Regions from separate parts of the Homo sapiens genome. Here region 2 is linked to region 1. Evidence: chromatin contacts called from ENCODE Hi-C data. All regions are on one chromosome and are shown on one strand. The core of a region is the stretch at or near the end of the contact, and the rest is flanking DNA. Distances in the headings are between cores, read along the strand shown.

Region 1 (4,803 bases), core at 321-2,820:
ACTACTAAAGAACACACTTTTCCCCTACCTCTTTCCTTGTCCCCTCTGTCCCTTTGCTATTAATACCCCTCCCCAGTAACATAGTAATTAATATTCTATTTTATTTTTCTCCACTATATTTATTATCATCTGACATTCTATATGCTTATTCATTTATTGTCTAGAATGTGAGCTCTATGAAGGCAGGAGCTTCAGCTCTTTTGTGTTCATTGTGGAATCCCCATTGCCTATGGCAATGCCTAGCATGTGGAACATACTAAACAAACATTTACTGAATGAATGAGTGAATGGGCACTCACAGACACACACACACCACAACACACATAAAACATTCTCATTCTCTGCTGAAGGTGAGCCTCACTGATTGTCGTTAATGTGCGACATTCAATGTACACCATTCTTCACTTTGCCAAATGGGTAATAGAGCAGCTTTTATCTTTATTTCCCTTTCTTTCATGGCTGGGGGATAGAGGGAAAATATTTTTTAATACTGTTGTAAAAACGGAAATTCTTATTGCTTTAATGTCAAAGCCACACCTGTCAGTGGGGACATTGAATGGGAATCATTGGTGGAAGTCCTCCCTGATAAGTGAGCAAAGGGATGCTGGGGAGAGGGTAGATGAGTTCTGAGTTACTCTGTAGAAGTGGTGGTCGTTGAGAAACTTGTTTCTGTCATTTCTGCTCAAAAACTCACAATGACTACTTAGTGTTTACAGAATTAAGTTCAAACTCCTCCACTGTTCTTTCACTGGTGCCTTTTGCTCCAGCCAAACTGGATAATTGACTGTTCTTTTCCCAACTGCTGCTCCCCTCCATATACCCCCTGACACACTTACACACATATTTTTTCAACCACTTTTCCCTTCTACATAGAACCTTTAGCTTCTGTTTTCTAGGTTCCACCTGTCCTTCAAAGTGCAATAGCAACTCTGTCTAGTCATGATATTTCCTCTCATTCCTCTCATCCTCCCTCCCTAAGCCCTGAAGACAGCTGGCTGAGTTATCCTTCCTCAGATTTCTTTAAGAAATCTCACCTCCTCTTTGGGGGTGTTTACCAGCTTTTGCCTCCACTTATCTCTCTCTAGACTTGTCTGCTAAATTATCTCAACAGCCGAGACAGTTCCCTGTTTTTCTATGCATCTCAGGCTAACAGTGAGTGTTTGCGGCAGTGCTTCTGCATGGAGCTGCGTATTTCCATTTTTTTTTTTTTCAGCAGTACAAATAAACTTTAGGCCTTTTCTGATAACATGTTAAATATAAAGTATTTTTCTTATATGGTCAATACAAGTGAATTTCTTTCACCATTCATGCTGTAAAAGGCAGAATAATTAATAATGAAGGTAAATGTAGAGACAGGCTTGCATTTCTTGAGGCTACAGTGAGAAGGGATCAGTTTCTTATAGGGCTTGGCAGGGTATGTCAAGTTGGTGGACCAAAGGGGGCATCTCATTGCTGACTTTGGGAGCTTAAGACTTCACAAGTGGAAAGAAATTAGTAATTGAAATTGGGACTCAGTTGAGGATGCTGGGTAAGTGAACAGTGTTACTCAGGGTGACTTTCAGTTTCTCTTCTTCAAGGTTTCAGGTTGATGCAAGAGACTGTGATAACACTGCCCCCTTCTGTTACTCTAGATTGTTAATCCTGATGACGTCTCAAGTCGGCTTTGATGATCTTGACATGAATTTTTGATTTCTAAGAAATGCTTACTTAAGGCAGAAGAGAAAGGAAATCATATGTTCAATGTGATACACGATTTCATTCTATCAAGTTCTGCCTTTTTATAGTTTGCTTAATCATTACATTTTGTCATGAGGTTTCACTTAATTGCATTATAATGGGAGATTTTAGACCAGGGAACGAATAAAGCGAAGGATTGTAACAAAATCAATTAATTCATCTATTTATTTGTGTTCTAAGGGGTTACATGATTTCTTCTAGTTCCTAGAGCTTTCCTATTTCTTCCCTTGGAAGTTAAAGCAAGCCACTGGTTGAGGCACTGTGGCTTTTTCATTTATGACAGAACCTTTCAGATTTTAAGAGCAGTTGAAGAGCTGTGAATGCTGGTCCTTCACATATCAAAAACCAGCACCACTTTCTATGAATATCACTATTTTTGAAATGATTTATCTCAGAACTTTTGAATGTCTCTGTAACCATTTTTTTCCCTTTCCTTATCAGCCCATTTGTATGGAACTCTAAAGAAGGTGAGGCCAGATAGCAGAGAGCTTTGAATATACACCAAGGACTTTGGAGTTTATTCTATGAGCAGTGGTGAGCCAATTAAGATATCTGGGCAAATAATGGCATCTTTAGAAAGAGGACACTGTTAGCTTTGTGTCAAATGAACTGAGATGTAAAAACTTGAAAGGAGGAAGAACATTAACAGGTCCATATAGAAATACCACCACCTGTACCCCCAAAATCCTTGCTAGCTTTTCCTCATGTATTCTACTTCACTCTGGTCTGAGACATCATCATATATCACTAAATCCCTGTAAATTCTCCCCACTGATCTCCCTACAACTAATTTTGTTTCCCTGACAATCTGTTATCCCCATATCAGCCAAAGTCACCTTTTAAAAAGTAAGCAAACCAGAACATGTCACTTCTAACTTTAAATTCCCAATGACTTCCCATAACACATAGAATGAAATCTGTGGTTTGGTCCCTGCCTACTTCTCAGACCTGCACTCTCACCCTTGCTCATTGGGATCCAACTTGCTGGCTTTCTTGGTTCCTTGAACAAGCCGAGCTTAGTTTCACCTCAGACAGCTGAGCCTTTGCTGTTTCCATTCCACCTGCCTAGAGCACACTGTTCCCAGCATTTCACATAGCTGGCTCCCCTCCCCAGAGTCTCAGCCTGCAGTATCAATCCTCTTCTCCTTGCCCCAAACAAGATTTTTTAAATATTACCTATTCTATTTTATTCATAGCTCATTTCACTATATGAAATGATCTTGCTCATTTATTTGTTTATTTGTTTATGATCTGTGTGTCTGGCCTATAATGGAAGTTCCATGATGGCAAAGAGCTGGTCTACTTTATTCATTTCTGGATCCCCAACACATAGAGCTTATAGCTTAGTGTTGTGCCTGGCTCATGGCTCCATAATTATTTCTTAGTCAAATTTGGGTAAAAGGCAAAGAACAAAGGTACGACAAATGGAAGCGAAGAGAAGAGATATCTGAAAGAAGTATAGTAGAGAAAGTGGGTAGACTTAATTATTGAGTGTTGGGTGCCAATGGAAAGGGAGGGATCAGATGATGGATTTTCACTTGGACTGAGAAACCTGTGATGCTCTTAACACAGAAGGAGAACTTGGAGAAATGAAAAAGATGAGAGTGGAAAACAGATATTTAGCTTAGGACTCGAGTGTAAGGTGCTGGTAGATCTCTGTAAAAATGCCCAGCAGGTGTATGGAAGTTGAGAAGAAAGCAAGGCCAAGCATTTAGGTGTTACAGTCATTTGCATACAGTGAAGATGGTTCACCGAGACTGAATTAGTCAACAAGGGGGAATATTTAGGAAGAAAGAAGAGAACATTAAAAATGTGCAGACTTTCACTCAGATATCCTTGTATATAAAGCACCATGCTGGGACAAGTGACATCTAACAAATGAGGAACAAGCTCTGGAGCTTATGGGGCCAGAGATGGTGACACTGATAACTTGTCAAGTAGAAAATGTGTTATCCATGCGGGAAACATTACAACACTGCCGTATGGTGCTCTTTGACTTATCCAAACCACCTCTCAGTAGGAGGCTCTGCATCCTCAAGGGAGATTTATATGATTGCTCTGTTTCCTTCCCTTCACATCTGTAAGGGGTCCAGAGTAAGGATTGGTCAATGTTAGTGATGTGGCTCTACCCTGAGCTCTTGTGGAGCTAATAATTAGAACAGTTTGGGGAAGGAGAGAATTCATTTTTAAAAAGACACGAAGCAATGTGTTTGTAATAGCAAATGATACATTTGTTGAGCATTTACTATGGGCCAGTTAGTGCACTAAGCATTTAACATGCATTATTTATTTAGTTCTCACAAAACTCTGTATGGGAAGTACAATTATTACCCCTGTTGTACAGATGAGAAAACTGTGGCTCAGATGTATGTAACTTTTTCAGCTGGTAAACAATGGAGGTGGGATTCGACCCCAGGACTCTCTGATCCCAAAGCCCACCCTTTTAACCATGATGCTCTATTGCTTCTCTGTGCAAGAAATAATCATTTTTAGTACTTAAATTGTGTTTTGGTATTTTTTGTGAATACTATGAATTTGTGAATACTAGGTGAACTTAAGGAAAATTTTATTTGCAGTAATGAAAGGTGACCACAAATCCTTCAATGTTGTCATTTTGTGCTGATCAAAAGTAACTTGTTCTTTTATTAGATTTCCTTTGTGTCACACACTTGCCTTAAAGAACTGTTGCTTACACCGTCAGCTTCCCCAGACCCTCAGGATATCCTTAATTACAGGACTCCCTGTGTATCTGAAATAGAAATAGTGCTTGAAATCCTCCTCTACCACCATCCCCCAATTGTTAAACTATAGGCATACCCTGTTAGCATGGGGGAATCTCTTCCTGGAAATTATCACATTAACTACATTGATGCTATATGTGCCTTTGGCCCAAGATTTCTTCTATTTACCTTTCTTATCTTTCTGGGTTGCTGCAAGGCTTATGTTGTCCTTCAAAATCTCAAAGGATTTCTACCAGGCAACAAATGTCTGCTGATCTGGGTTTCTTAGACCACCTCCTTGGGGGCATCTGAGGTTGTTGCAGTGCAGCCTGCTTGCTACCATCCA
Region 2 (4,499 bases), core at 1,675-4,174, 680 kb before region 1:
ATATAGGCAGTCCTTACTTTGCATGTGGTGCAGGACCACAAATATTACCATGCAAGCTGAAACTGCGCAAAGTAATCATCATCATAAATAGGAAAAATTATGACTGTTCCATGACCTTTAAAAACTGCCAGTGATAAATATATAGGGAAATGAAAAATGTAATAAAACTATTATTTACTTAGTGCATGATAATTGAAAACATTAGAAACACTGAGAATTAGTGTAAAACACTCATCCAAAGTAGTCTGAACAATGCCTGCTCGCCTTCTCTTATCATCATATATCTTACAACATGGAGCAAACATGTTTTCTATGTAGCAGTAAATTGTCATATTCCTTTCTAAGTATGGATCAGTTTCTAATATTTTCTCCTTTGTTCTTTGTATGTTGATGTGAAATATCTCTGAGAGTTCTTTCAAGGTGAAATGGTTGGCCGGCATCACTTTCTCTGGGACATCTTTATCCTTTTTGTCACAGCCACTTTGCTAAGTTTCTCTGACTGCATATCTAGAGTAGATGCAATGGTAAAGGATGTCAACATGCCATAATCAGTTACTTCTTCTATAACTTCACTTACATTTGATTCGAATTTGACTTCCAGGTTATCACTTTTCATTTTTTGGAGTACTTTCATCTTTTTCAGCTAATTTCCAGTTTTGATTATTCATGTTTGTAAACTGTCACATGGGTTTATTACTGGGAGACAAGGAAGCAACACAACCACTTGATTTGCTCTTTGTGTGTCAACTGAATAACAAATGCACAGTGGAAGAAGTGATGTGATCGGTTTGGAAGAAGTGATGTGATTGGTTACTGATCATGATGTGAATCTGTTAAGAAGTGATTTGTGGACCAAAGAGCAAGCAGCTCACAGTTTATAGTTCATATATCATGGTTACTGAAATTTGAACTGTGTTGTTGAAGGGCTGGTGCTATTTAACTAAATTGTGGTCATTGAAGTTCATGCATAGTGGAACTGTGTAAAGCAAAGTGTTTTACTCTGTTTTATGCTGCCATAACAGAATGCCACAGACAGAGTAATTCATAATGAAGAGACATTTACTTGGCTGATGGTTCTGGAGGGTGGGAAGTCCAAGAACATGGTCCCAGCATCTGACAAGGGCCTTTGTGCTACATTATCTTATGTAGAAGGCAGATGGGCAAGAGAGGGTGAGCACAAGAGAGCAAGAAGGAGCTCAACTTGTTTTTATAACAGACTCTCTCCCATGATAACTAACCTGCTCCAGTGATAATGATCATGACCTAATCACCTCCCATTAGGTCCCACTTGCCAGCACTGTCACATACGAGATTAAGTTTCCAACACATGAACTTTGGGGGACACATTCAATCCATAGCACAAGGACTGCTTGCACATAATAGGGATAATTTGAGAATGTCGTGGGGGTACATGATAGAGATTCCCACTAAGTCTGTGGGTCAGAGAATAAATTCTTAGAGAGATGACATATAAGTTGAGACTTGATAAATGAGTAGTAATTATCTTATTAAGGGGGAAGTGTAGGAAAGATTGTTCCAGGCAGAGGGAAGGGTATGTGTAGAGCCCCAAATGCAAGAAAGTGCATGGGACTTGGGGTGGTAGCCATGGTTGTTTCAGGCTGACTGTGGGTGACAATCCAATTCCATTATCTTGACTCCCTCCAGCCATGCAGGCTGCTGCTTTTAGTTACCAGGCAGCACTGACTGCTGTAGCTGGGGACCTCAAATGCTCTGTTTGGGACATTCACCTGAAGAAGGTGAAGTGCAGTCTACTGCCTCTTCTATACCAAGAGTCGCAGTTGGGGCAGCTGGGAAAATCACCAGGAAAATAAAACCAAATCAAACAAAATTAATTTAGAGGATAGTTTATATACATAAGATAGGGAATACTAACGATTCAGATGCAAACACTCTAAGTACAGAATGGTATAAGACAGGAAGAAAATCCCTTTCACGAGTCACAATTCAGAAGGTCAATTCAAACCTTTAAGTGATAAACCACATTTCTAGTCAAGCTGAATACAGAGTACAGTATTTTATTTGCTAAAATCTGAATGGTTACTACGAGCCACCCAGCTTAGGTAACATACCCAAAATAATCTCTATGAATTCCCACAACACTCTTATGGGATAGCCATTATTATCTCAATTGTATAAATGAGAAAACAGTGGTTAAGTCACTATAAGGTCACAGAGCTTGGATCCAAACCTAGTGCTTATTTTACAGCCTGTGCCTTTAGCAACTATACCACCAGTATATTTAATCATAACTAATAGAAACAAACACAAATATTGAGTGATTACTTTTATTTTTTATAAGATAAACAGACCAAGAGAAATGCTAGTTAAAAGCATTTATCTTTAGAGCAAGAATGCTCCATCCTTGTAGAAACATTGAGACAAAAAGAATGCATAAGAGCAGCAGTTTTAAGAAAAGTTTGGTGAAACTAAGTGAAATTCCAGGCATGAGCAATCAATTTAAGATTCTATTAGGAAAGCAAAACAATGAGATTATTTCAATTATTGAGTTAACAATGAGATTTCACCATCTACATTCTAGCCATGAGTAAGACATTTATTTGAATCAGATAAGGAGATATAATGTCATTTGAAGGAGGCCCAGTACATTTAATAACAGAGATAAATGAAACTGACAATGATCTCATACTTTATAAATCTAAACAAAGGACCAAGGTTAGACACAGGGATCCTAGTGGTTGATGAGTTAGTTAAAATGCCGCTTTTTACCCTATCTATTGGAGACCAGACAGGATTTTTGTTTTCTTCCTCTAAACAAGGAGGTTAAGAAAGAATTAATCCAATTGCATTTAAAACAAAGTGCAGGAGCAAGAAACAACCTTGAACCTTCCTTACTCAAATAGCAGCTCTGTTGGTAATTTAATCACTAACTGAGTTGTGTAACTTGCCTATGACAAATGGTAAAATACCTACAATGTGGAAATCTGCCAGAGTAATTCCTTCACAGGAATGGGAGGGAAAGGCTCAGCCAGCTCACACTCATACCCTGCCTCCCTATGCTCAGTGTCTGAAATTGCTTCTGTATTAGGAGAGAATATGGGAACTGTTCTGGATCTCAGGAGAATGTGAAGTCACTGAAATGTTTTTGAATACCCACTTCCCTTCACTCCCCTTCCCACCCTACTTGGTACTTGCTGGCATGTGGCACCATGTGAGCTACAGGCAGTGCATAATGAAGTCTAAATGTTAGCAAGGAATGGACAGGAGATCCTGTGGTGTGTGATCTGGCTTGTCCTTTCTGCCTTCCTTGCGCTAATGTTTAGTTTCAGACACGGAAATTTTGAATGGGATCAATCTGAACTGTTCCTTTCTTTGCTGATAAGTACAACTTTTCGTTCTCCAGTCTCAGCTTAAGCTTCATTGTCTCTTGGAGGCTTTCCTAAGTCACCTGAACTACATTAGGACTCCTTGGCACACACTTCCACAGCTCCCTATGCTTTCTAGTACTAAACACACTTCTTCCATCTTCTCCAGTGCATCAGAGGGTTCACTGCAACATTTCAACACCCAGTCACAATGTCTGGCATGTTGCTTGCCTTTAGTCAATGTTTGCAGAATGAATGGTTGCCTTTGTCATTTTCTTTTTAAAAAGGTATTGTAGACAAAGGCAGTGGTTCACGCCTGTAATCCCAGCGCTTTGGGAGGCTGAGGCAGGCAGATCACAAGGTCATCACAAGGTCAGGAGTTCAAGACCAGCCTGGCCAGCAGTGAAACCCCATCTCTACTAAAAATACAAAAATTAGCTGGGCATGGTGGCACACATCTGTAGTCCTAGCTACTCGGGACGCTGAGGCAAGAGAATTGGAACCCGGGAGGCGGAGGTTGCAATGAGCTGAAATTGCGCCACTGCACTCCAGCCTGGACCACAGAGTGAGACTCCATCTCAAAAAAAAAAAAAAAAAAAAAAGGTATTGTAAAATATTTAAGACAAACACAAATGTGTAAATAAAAATATTACAAACCCCCACATATTGACTACAGATTAAGAATGAAAACAATATTGATACAAGTTTAAGTCCCTACTTAGTCCTCTTTGATCACATTCTGCTCTCTAGAGGCAACTAGTGGTCTGAATTTGGTGACTACTATTTCCATGCATTTCTTAATACTTTCACTACACATATATGTAAACTTATTGTTTTGCATATTTCTATAGTTTGTACAAGCATTATACTATATGTATCCTTCTGATATTGACTTCTTTCAAACTGTGTGTGATTCATGATTCATTCATGCTGTTGTATTTAGCTAGAGGTTATTTGTTTTCACTGCTGTGTATTTCATTGTATAAATGCTTCATTATTAATCTGTTTTCTTGTTGATGGGTTATTTTCTAAATTTTTGCTATTGCAAAATATTATGAATGTCCTTGTACTTGCAACACTTTTCTTCTTTTAGGTCACATTGTGGTTTCCAATATACTAGACCTTTTCATTATTCACCTGTCAAAAGTGACCTGC

Evidence for each region. A loop is a pair of places that touch in the nucleus more often than their neighbours do. Pooled maps may share reads with other maps.
Region 2: a loop to region 1 is called in a pooled map, with 2.4 times the contacts of the local background. The contact joins two enhancer-like sites. A Hi-C loop is called at or near these places in 3 of 37 single-sample maps with no recorded cell type and 3 of 50 pooled maps.

Annotation. Positions count from the first base shown.
Region 1 is chr5:144,190,626-144,195,428 of GRCh38, forward strand. All of the region lies in intron 2 of KCTD16 (potassium channel tetramerization domain containing 16), which reads left to right. Among named protein-coding and RNA genes, the nearest start is that of KCTD16, 22 kb to the left of the region's middle. Within about 2 kb of position 1,571, at least 3 of the 41 ENCODE cell types and tissues checked have a DNase peak (open chromatin) inside an H3K27ac peak, as active enhancers do.
Region 2 is chr5:143,504,452-143,508,950 of GRCh38, forward strand. No RefSeq gene overlaps it. Among named protein-coding and RNA genes, the nearest start is that of NR3C1, 100 kb to the left of the region's middle. RefSeq lists an enhancer at 2,773-3,067. Within about 2 kb of position 2,925, at least 7 of the 41 ENCODE cell types and tissues checked have a DNase peak (open chromatin) inside an H3K27ac peak, as active enhancers do.